Linked DNA regions of Homo sapiens: region 2 is linked to region 1. A link is an interaction called in ENCODE POLR2A ChIA-PET data of the cell type or tissue named here. Cell type or tissue: Panc1. All regions are shown on one strand.

What was found. Peaks named below come from ENCODE experiments on the same cell type or tissue, not always from the same donor. Only the 100,000 strongest peaks of a DNase experiment are listed, where the experiment ranks them.
Region 2: POLR2A ChIA-PET joins it to region 1 with 5 read pairs; 2 of 35 experiments call an interaction of 5 or more read pairs at or near these places.

What each region holds. Positions count from the first base shown.
Region 1 is chr11:65,369,500-65,373,499 of GRCh38, forward strand. It overlaps a transcript of FRMD8 not described here. Among named protein-coding and RNA genes, the nearest start is that of SLC25A45, 11 kb to the right of the region's middle. In Panc1, no CTCF peak of the experiment used is centred here; a DNase peak (open chromatin) is centred at 1,822.
Region 2 is chr11:65,671,154-65,675,153 of GRCh38, forward strand. RELA-DT (RELA divergent transcript) reads left to right here. Exons shown (of 4, transcript NR_183625.1): 4 at 270-565. Among named protein-coding and RNA genes, the nearest start is that of RELA-DT, 10 kb to the left of the region's middle. In Panc1, no CTCF peak of the experiment used is centred here; no DNase peak of the experiment used is centred here.

The DNA of each region.
Region 1 (4,000 bases):
AGGTGGATCACCTGAGGTCAGGAGTTTCAGACCATCCTGGCCAACATGGTGAAACCCTGTCTCTACTAAAAATACAAAAAATTAGCCAGGCTTGGTGGTGGGCACCTGTAATCCCAGCTATTGAGGAGGCTGAGACAGGAGAATTGCTTGAACCAGGGAGGTGGGTTACATGAGCCGAGATCAAGCCACTGCACTCCAGCCTGGGCGACGAGCAAAACTCTCAAAAATAAATAAATAAATAAATAAAATTAGGCTGGGCATAGTGGCTCATGCCTGTAATCCCAGCACTTTGGGAGGCCGAGGCGGGCGGATCACCTGAGGTCAGGAGTTTGAGACCAGCCTGACCAACATGGAGAAATCCCGTCTCTACTAAAAATACAAAATGAGCCGGGTATGGTGGCACATATCTGTAATCCCAGCTACTCGGGAGGTGAGACAGGAGAATCACTTGAACCCAGGAGGTGGAAGTTGCGGTGAGCCAAGATCACACCATTGCATTCCAGCCTGGGCAACGAGAGTAAAACTCTGTCTCCAAAAAAATAAATAAATAAATAAATAAAATATAAATAAAAATTAGCTGGGCAAGGTGGCACACACTTGTAATCCCAGCTACTTGGGAGGCTAAGGTGGGAGGATACTTGAGCCTGAGAGGTTGGGGCTGCAGTGGGCTTTGATCCTGCCACTGCACTACAGCCTGGGCAACAGAGCGAGACTGTCTCAAAAAACAAAAAAGAAGGGCATGTGCAAACGTCTTGTGGTGGGAGGGAGCCTGATGTGCTTACGGAACCAAGAGAAGGTGCACGCCTGCAAGCCTTGCAGGCTGCGGGAGGGAGCTTGCCCTGGTTCTGCAGAGGACTGGGAAGCCACTGAGGAGCAGGGAGACTTGGGGAGAATTGTACTGCCAAAAGTTAAAGTACCTGGGCCAGGCGCGGTGGCTCACGCCTGTAATCCCAGCACTTTGGGAGGCCGAGGCAGGCAGATCATGAGATCAGGAGTTCAAGACTAGCCTGGCCAAGATGGTGAAACCCCATCTCTACTAAAAATACAAAAAATTAGCCGGGTGTGATGGCGGGTGCCTGTAATCCCAGCTACTCGGGAGGCTGAGGCAGAGAATTGCTTAAACCCGGGAAGCAGACATCGCAGTGACCCGAGATCTTGCCACTGCACTCCAGCCTGGGCGATAGAGCAAGACTCTGTCTCAAAAAAAAAAAAAGTTAAAGTACATGTTCAGATCTGAGACAGGACCAGGGCTGTGCTGTTAGGATTGGTAAAGAGGGAGTCGAGGCCAGATGCAGTAGCTCATGCCTGTAACCCCAGCACTTTGGGAGGCTGAGACAGGAGGATCACTTGAGCCCAGGAATTCGAGACCAGCCTGGGCAGCATAGTGAGACCCCCATCTCTAAAAAATTGGGAAGGAGTAGAAATCTTTCAAAGGGTTAAGAGGAGTTAGAGACTCTTTTGGCATGGCGGGGGTGAAGAGGGAGAGCTCCTCTGAGGCATCGGCCTGGGCTGGGAGCTGAGGGCAGCAGGGCGGGCTGGGGAACTTGAGGTGCCTTTGGGACATCTAAGGATGTGTGACCAGAGACAGCAGTGTGGGCCTGGCACTCAGGAGCCTGAGCAGGCTGGAGACACCAGTTAAGTCACATTCACAGCATGGACCCCCTTGGCTCAGCTGTTTCCTGAGTCTGGTCAAAGTTATTTAAGCCAGAGTCATCTCGTGGTTGTGTCATTTCCCCCTTTCCCTGCGCATGTAGCTTTCCCCAGGCTGGAGTGTGGTGGGGAAAGCCACAGGGAGTGTCACTATACACATAAGTTAGTCTCCTGGAATTTCTTCAGCTGTGGTCATTGCTAAAAAAAGAAGTATGACGCTGGACAACAGGAGTCCAATGGGACTTTATTTAACATGTTTGCTCAAGTTATCAGCTCTTTGCAAGTGACTGACAGACACCACCTCCTTTGTAACCTCAAAGCAGGTTCACAGACTATCTCCTGGTTCTTAGGGATTTCTTCTGTCGAAAAGAGTTCTCAAAAATAACAGCAACCTGAGATACCATCTGTTAAATCCTTAAGCAATTTCGCATGCCTTATGAGACCCTGCTGATTAAAAACATCTAGTTTTGTTTTCTTTTTTTTGAGACGAAGTCTCGCTCTGTCATCCAGCCTGGAGTGCAATGGCGCGATTTTGGCTCACTGCAACCTCCGCCTCTCTGGTTCGGGTGATTCTCCTGCCTCAGCCTCCCAAGTAACTGTGACTACAGGTGCGTGCCACCATGCCCGGCTAATTTTTTGTATTTTTAGTAGAGACGGCGTTTCACTGTGTTAGCCAGGATGGTCTCGATCTCCTGACCTCGTGATCTGCCCACCTTGGCCTCCCAAAGTGCTGAGATTACAGGCATGAGCCACGAAGCCCGGCTAAATTTTGTGTTTTTTGAGATAGAGTCTCTCTCTGTCACCTAGTCTGGAGTGCAGTGGGGCAATCTCAGCTCACTTCAACCTCCACCACCTGGGTTCAAGAGATTCTCCTGCCTCAGCCTCCTTAGTAGTTGGGATTACAGGCATGTGCCACCACGCCTGGCTAATTTTTGTGTTTTTAGTAGAGATGGGGTTTCACCATATTGGCCAGGCTGGTCTCGAACTCCTGACTTCAGGTGATCTGCCCACCTTGGCATCCCAAAGTGCTAGGATTACAGATGAGAGCCACCATGCCTAGCCAACATCTAGATTTTTAGAATCTCTCTGGCCCCTTCCTGCCCCATCTTTGTCTTTCTGCCCTCCCCTCCAATAGTGGCATCTCCTCCTGGGGCCACTGTGCAGGAGTGAGTTATTTGCTCACTAATCACACCATACTAAACCCTAAACTCACTCCAGGACTGCTCTCCCAGCCCAGTGGGTAGCCTTTGCCATGGATTGGTGGAAGGAACTTGGGCCTGGAACTCCCTGGTCCCACCTGAGTCTGGCCACTCTCTCTGGCTGTAAAGGTGGAGTTTAGAGGACGGGCACTCCAGGCTCTTTAGGAGACTCCTCTAGATAGAACCAGAGAGGGAGAATGGGAGCCCATTTAACTAAAGCCAAAAAAAATAGATTTTTTTCATTTTACTCCCTTGCTGTTTTGTTGTTGTTGTTTTGAGTTTAGGAGCAGAGGTTTAATAGGCAAAGGGAAAAGGAGAACAGCTCTCTCTCAGACAGAGGGGCACCCAAATGGGAATTCCCGCTAACTGGTAATTTGATGAGAAATAGCAAACAACAGAGGACCACTCTGACCTGTCCTCCTGCCTACTTCCTGCACTGTTTATAGGAGCCCACCTCCTCCTCCTCATGCGTCCTGTTTGCTTCCTTCCAGCCACGGGCTGCCCAGTGGTGTTCTGACACCTGCTGTACCATCGCTGCAATGTCCAGCCTGGAATCCCTGGCGCTGCGGTGGTGCTGGATGGGCTCAGAGATGGTCCGATCAGAAGGGATCACAGAGGAAAGCTGGGGGTGGTGGCTCACGCCTGTTAATCTCAGCACTTTGGGAGGCTGAGGCGGGCGGATCACTTGAGGTCAGGAGTTCCAGACCAGGCTGGCCAACATGGCAAAACCCCGTCTCTACTAAAAGTACAAAAAAATTAGCCGGGCATGGTGGCATGCACCTGTAGTCCCAGGCAGGAGGATCACTTGAACCCAGGAAGCAGAAGTTGCAGTGAGCCGAGATCGTGCCACCGCACCCCAGCCTGGGTGACAGAGCAACACACCATCTCAAAAGAAAAAAAAAGGGATCACAGAGGAAACTGAGGCACAGGAAGGGCAGTGCCTGCCTCAAGGCACCTGGGAACCGGCCTCAGGTGGACCTTGTGTTTTCCATAGGAGGAGCAGAGACTGCTAGAAACTAGGAGTTCGAGTCTCTTCCACCATACACCTTTCTCAGCCCGAAAGGGCAGCACATTCCCACGATCAGGAGCCCCCAGAACACCGATTCTTAAACTTTAGCATGTGTAGAAATCCCTGGGAGAGCTTTTCACAA
Region 2 (4,000 bases), 300 kb after region 1:
AAAACTACTGAAAGCAGGAACTCAAATTGATATCTGTACACCAGTGTTCATAGCGGCATTATTCACAATAGCCAAAAGGCGGAAACAACCCAAATGTCCATTGACGCATGACCAGTGTGATAGTTAATTTCATGTGTCAACTTGACCAGCCCAGGGAATACCCGGATAGCTGGTAGAAAATTATTTCTGGGTATGTCTGTGAGAGTGTTTCTGGAAGAGGTTAGTATTTGAATCAGACTGAGTAAAAGGATCCACCCTATCCAACATAGGTGGCCATCATCGAATCCACTGAGGGCGCAAATAGAACAAAAAGGTGAAGAAAAGGTGAATTCTCTCCTTTCTTGAGCTGGGACATCCAACTTCTCAGACATCAGAGCTCCTGGAGGCCTTCAGACTCCGAGACATTACACCATTGGCTCACCTGGTCCTCAGGTCTTTGGACTTGGAATGAATTACACCATTGGCTTTCCAGGTCTTCCAGCTTGCAGATGGCAGATTGTGGGACTTTTCAGCCTCCATAACTTTGTCATCCAATTCCCATAATAAATCGCCTCTTATATCTGTATCTGTTTGGTTCTGTTCTGGAGATCCCGGATTAATGCAAATGGATTAAAAAAATGCGGCCGGGCACGGTGGCTCATGCCTGTAATCCCAGCACTTTGGGAGGCCGAGGCAGGTGGATCACTTGAGGCCAGGAGTTCAAGACCAGCCTGGCCAACATGGTGAAACCCCACGAAACCCTGTCTCTACTAAAAAAAAAATACAAAATTAGCTGGGTGTGGTGGCGCACGCCTGTAATCCCAGCTACTTGGAGGGCTGAGGCAGGAGGATTGCGCGAACCCAGGAGACAGAGGTTGTAGTGAGCTGAGATCACACCACTGCACTCCAGCTTGGGTGACAGAGTGAGACTCCATCTCAAAAACAAAACAAAACAAAACCCCAAAATGTGGTATATACATGCAAGGGAATATTATTCAGCCTTAAGGAAGGGAATTCTGATACATGCTGTATTGAGGAGCCTTGAAGGCAACATGCTGAGTCAAAGAATCCAGACACAAAAGGACAAATGTTATATGATTCTACTTATGTGAGATACCTACAATAGTCAAATTCATAGAGAAAGGAAGTAGAATACCCATTACAAGAAGCTGGAGAGAAGGGGAAATGGTGAGTTAATGCTTAACAAATGCAGAGTTTATGTTGGGGATGATGAAAAGATTCTGGAGCAGGATGGTGGTGATTGATGGTAGCACACAGTGTGAATGTACTAAGTGCCATTCAGTGGCACACTTATAAATGGGTAACATGGTAGATTTTATGTTATATATATTTAACCACAATTTAAAAAATCTCAATTCTTTCTCTGTTTTTTTATTTAATTTTAGAAATGGGGTCTTGCTCTGTTGCCCAGGCTGATCTTGAACTCCTTGGCTCTGGGCTCAACCAGTCCTCCCACCTCAGCCTCCCAAAGTGCTGGGATTACAGATATGAGCTACTGCACCCAGCCTCAGTTCTCAGTGACACCAACCCATTACTCATTTGCTTTATCTCACACTGTATACAAAACAGTTTCAGAATAATGATACCAACTCTACCTCCATAATGATTTCTTTTTTCTTTTTTTATTTTTCATAAAACTTATGACTCAACATAATAAGATTTCTGAAAATATATTTTTGTAGTTCTTGTCCTTAGGTTATAGCCCACTAGGGATGATAGTCAGATAACTTTGTTTTGAATCTCTTTGAATAGTTAATCTCCATAAAGTTATACCAGCAAATTGATACATAGTTTTATTTTCCCTTTTTAGGAATTGCTTTTTAAAGTTTTATTTTTCTTCATAATGATGTGAAATATTATATCGTTCCAAAGTCAAATCTATATAACAAGATATATTAAAAGAAGTCTTGTTTCTATCCCTGTCCTCTCCAACCTGCTGTCTCCCTTCCCCTATAGGTAACTAATTTTTTTTTTTTGAGATGGGATCTTGCTCTGTTGCCCAGACTGGGGCAATAGTGCAATCATAGCTCACTGTAGCCCCAAACTTCTGGGCTCAAGGGATCCTCACCCTTCAGTCTTCAGAGGAGACTGAGGAGACTGAGGCCTGAGACTACAGGCACTCACTATAACACCCCACTAATTTTTTTATTTTTATTTTTATTTATTTATTTATTTATTTATTTATTTATTTATTTATTTGAGATGGAGTCTCGCTCTGTCACCCAGGCTGGAGTGCAGTGGCGTGATCTCAGCTCACTGCAAGCTCCGCCTCCCAGGTTCACGCCATTCTCCTGCCTCAGCCTCCTGAGTAGCTGGGACTACAGGTGCCCGCCACCATGCCTGGCTAATTTTTTATTTTTTATTTTTTTTTATTTTTAGTAGAGATGGGGTTTCACCGTGTTAGCCAAGATGGTCTCAATCTCCTGACCTTATGATCCACCCACCTCAGCCTCCCAAAGTGCTGGGATTACAGGCATGAGCCACCACGCCCAGCTAACACCCCACTAATCTTTTAAAAAAATTTTAGTAGAGATGAGGTCTCGCTTTGTTGCCGAGGCTGGTCTCAGACTCCTGGGCCCAAGTAATACTTCCACCTCGGCCTCCTCCCAAAGAGCTGAGATTACAGGTGTGAGCCACCACACTGAGACTGATAACCACTTTTTTCTTTTTTTTCCTTTTTCTTTTCTTTTTCTTTTTTTTTTTTTTTGAGACAGAGTCTCGCTCTGTCGTCCAGGCTGGAGTGCAGTGGCGCAATCTTGGCTCACTGCAAGCTCCACCTCCTGGGTTCACGCCATTCTCCTGCCTCAGCCTCCTGAGTAGCTGGGACTACAGGTGTCCGCCACCATACCTGGCTAATTTTTTGTATTTCTAGTAGGGACGGGATTTCACCTTGTTAGCCAGGATGGTCTCGATCTCCTGAGCTTGTGATCTGCCTGCCTTGGCCTCCCAAAGTGCTGGGATTACAGGCGTGAGCCACCGCGCCCGGCCACTTTTTTCTGTTTCATCATGTGTTTTCTTCCTTCTCCTTCTTTTTTTTTTTTTTTTTTAAGATGAAGTCTCACTCTGTAGCCCAGGCAGGAGTGCAGTGGCATGATCTCGGCTCATTGCAACCTCTGCCTCCCAGGTTCAAGCAATAATCGCTCCTGCCTCAGCCTCCCAAGTAGCTGAGACTACAGGCGTGCACCACCATGCCCAGCTAATTTTTGTATTTTTAGTAGAGGCGGGGTTTCACCATGTTGACCAGGCTGGTCTTGAACTCCTGACTTCAGGTAATCTGCCCCTCTTGGCCTCCCAAAGTGCTGGGATTACAGGTGTGAGTCACCGCACTCGGCCTCTTCTTTCTTCTTAAAAAATATATTTTATATCCAGAGTTTCTTAGATAAATTGTAGTATGAGGATGTCTTTTGAGGAACAGAAATCCTGAGTTTTAATATGGTAAAATTATTCAATTTTAAATGAATTTTTGTGGGCTGCACCTGGCCCACAGTTTATTAATCCATTTGCATTGGTCCAGGGTCTCCAGAAAGAACCAAACAGATATAGATATATAAGAGGTGATTTATTATGGAAATTGGTTGACAAGGTTATGGAGGCTGAGAAGCCCCACAATCTGCCATCTGCAAAAAATTTTAAATGAATGCTTGAACCTGGGAGGCAGAGGTTGCAGTGAAAATTCTTCTATAAGAGTTCTCTAATCAAGATCAGAAAGACCGATCTTGATTGAATCTCCTAGACTTAAGTGATCCTCCTACCTTGGCCTCCCAAAGTGCTAGTATTACAGGTGTGAGCCACCACACCTGGCCAATTTCTTTAATATACATGAATATTTAGTATTTATAGGATTATTCCATTTTTCTTGAGTCAATGGAATATTACCATTCCGGCTGCTATAACAAAATACCTTAGATTAGGTAATTAACAAACAACAAATTTATTGCTTGCTTTCCAGAGGCTGGGAAGTCCAAGTCAAGGTGCCAGCAGGTTCAGTGTCTGGTGAGGG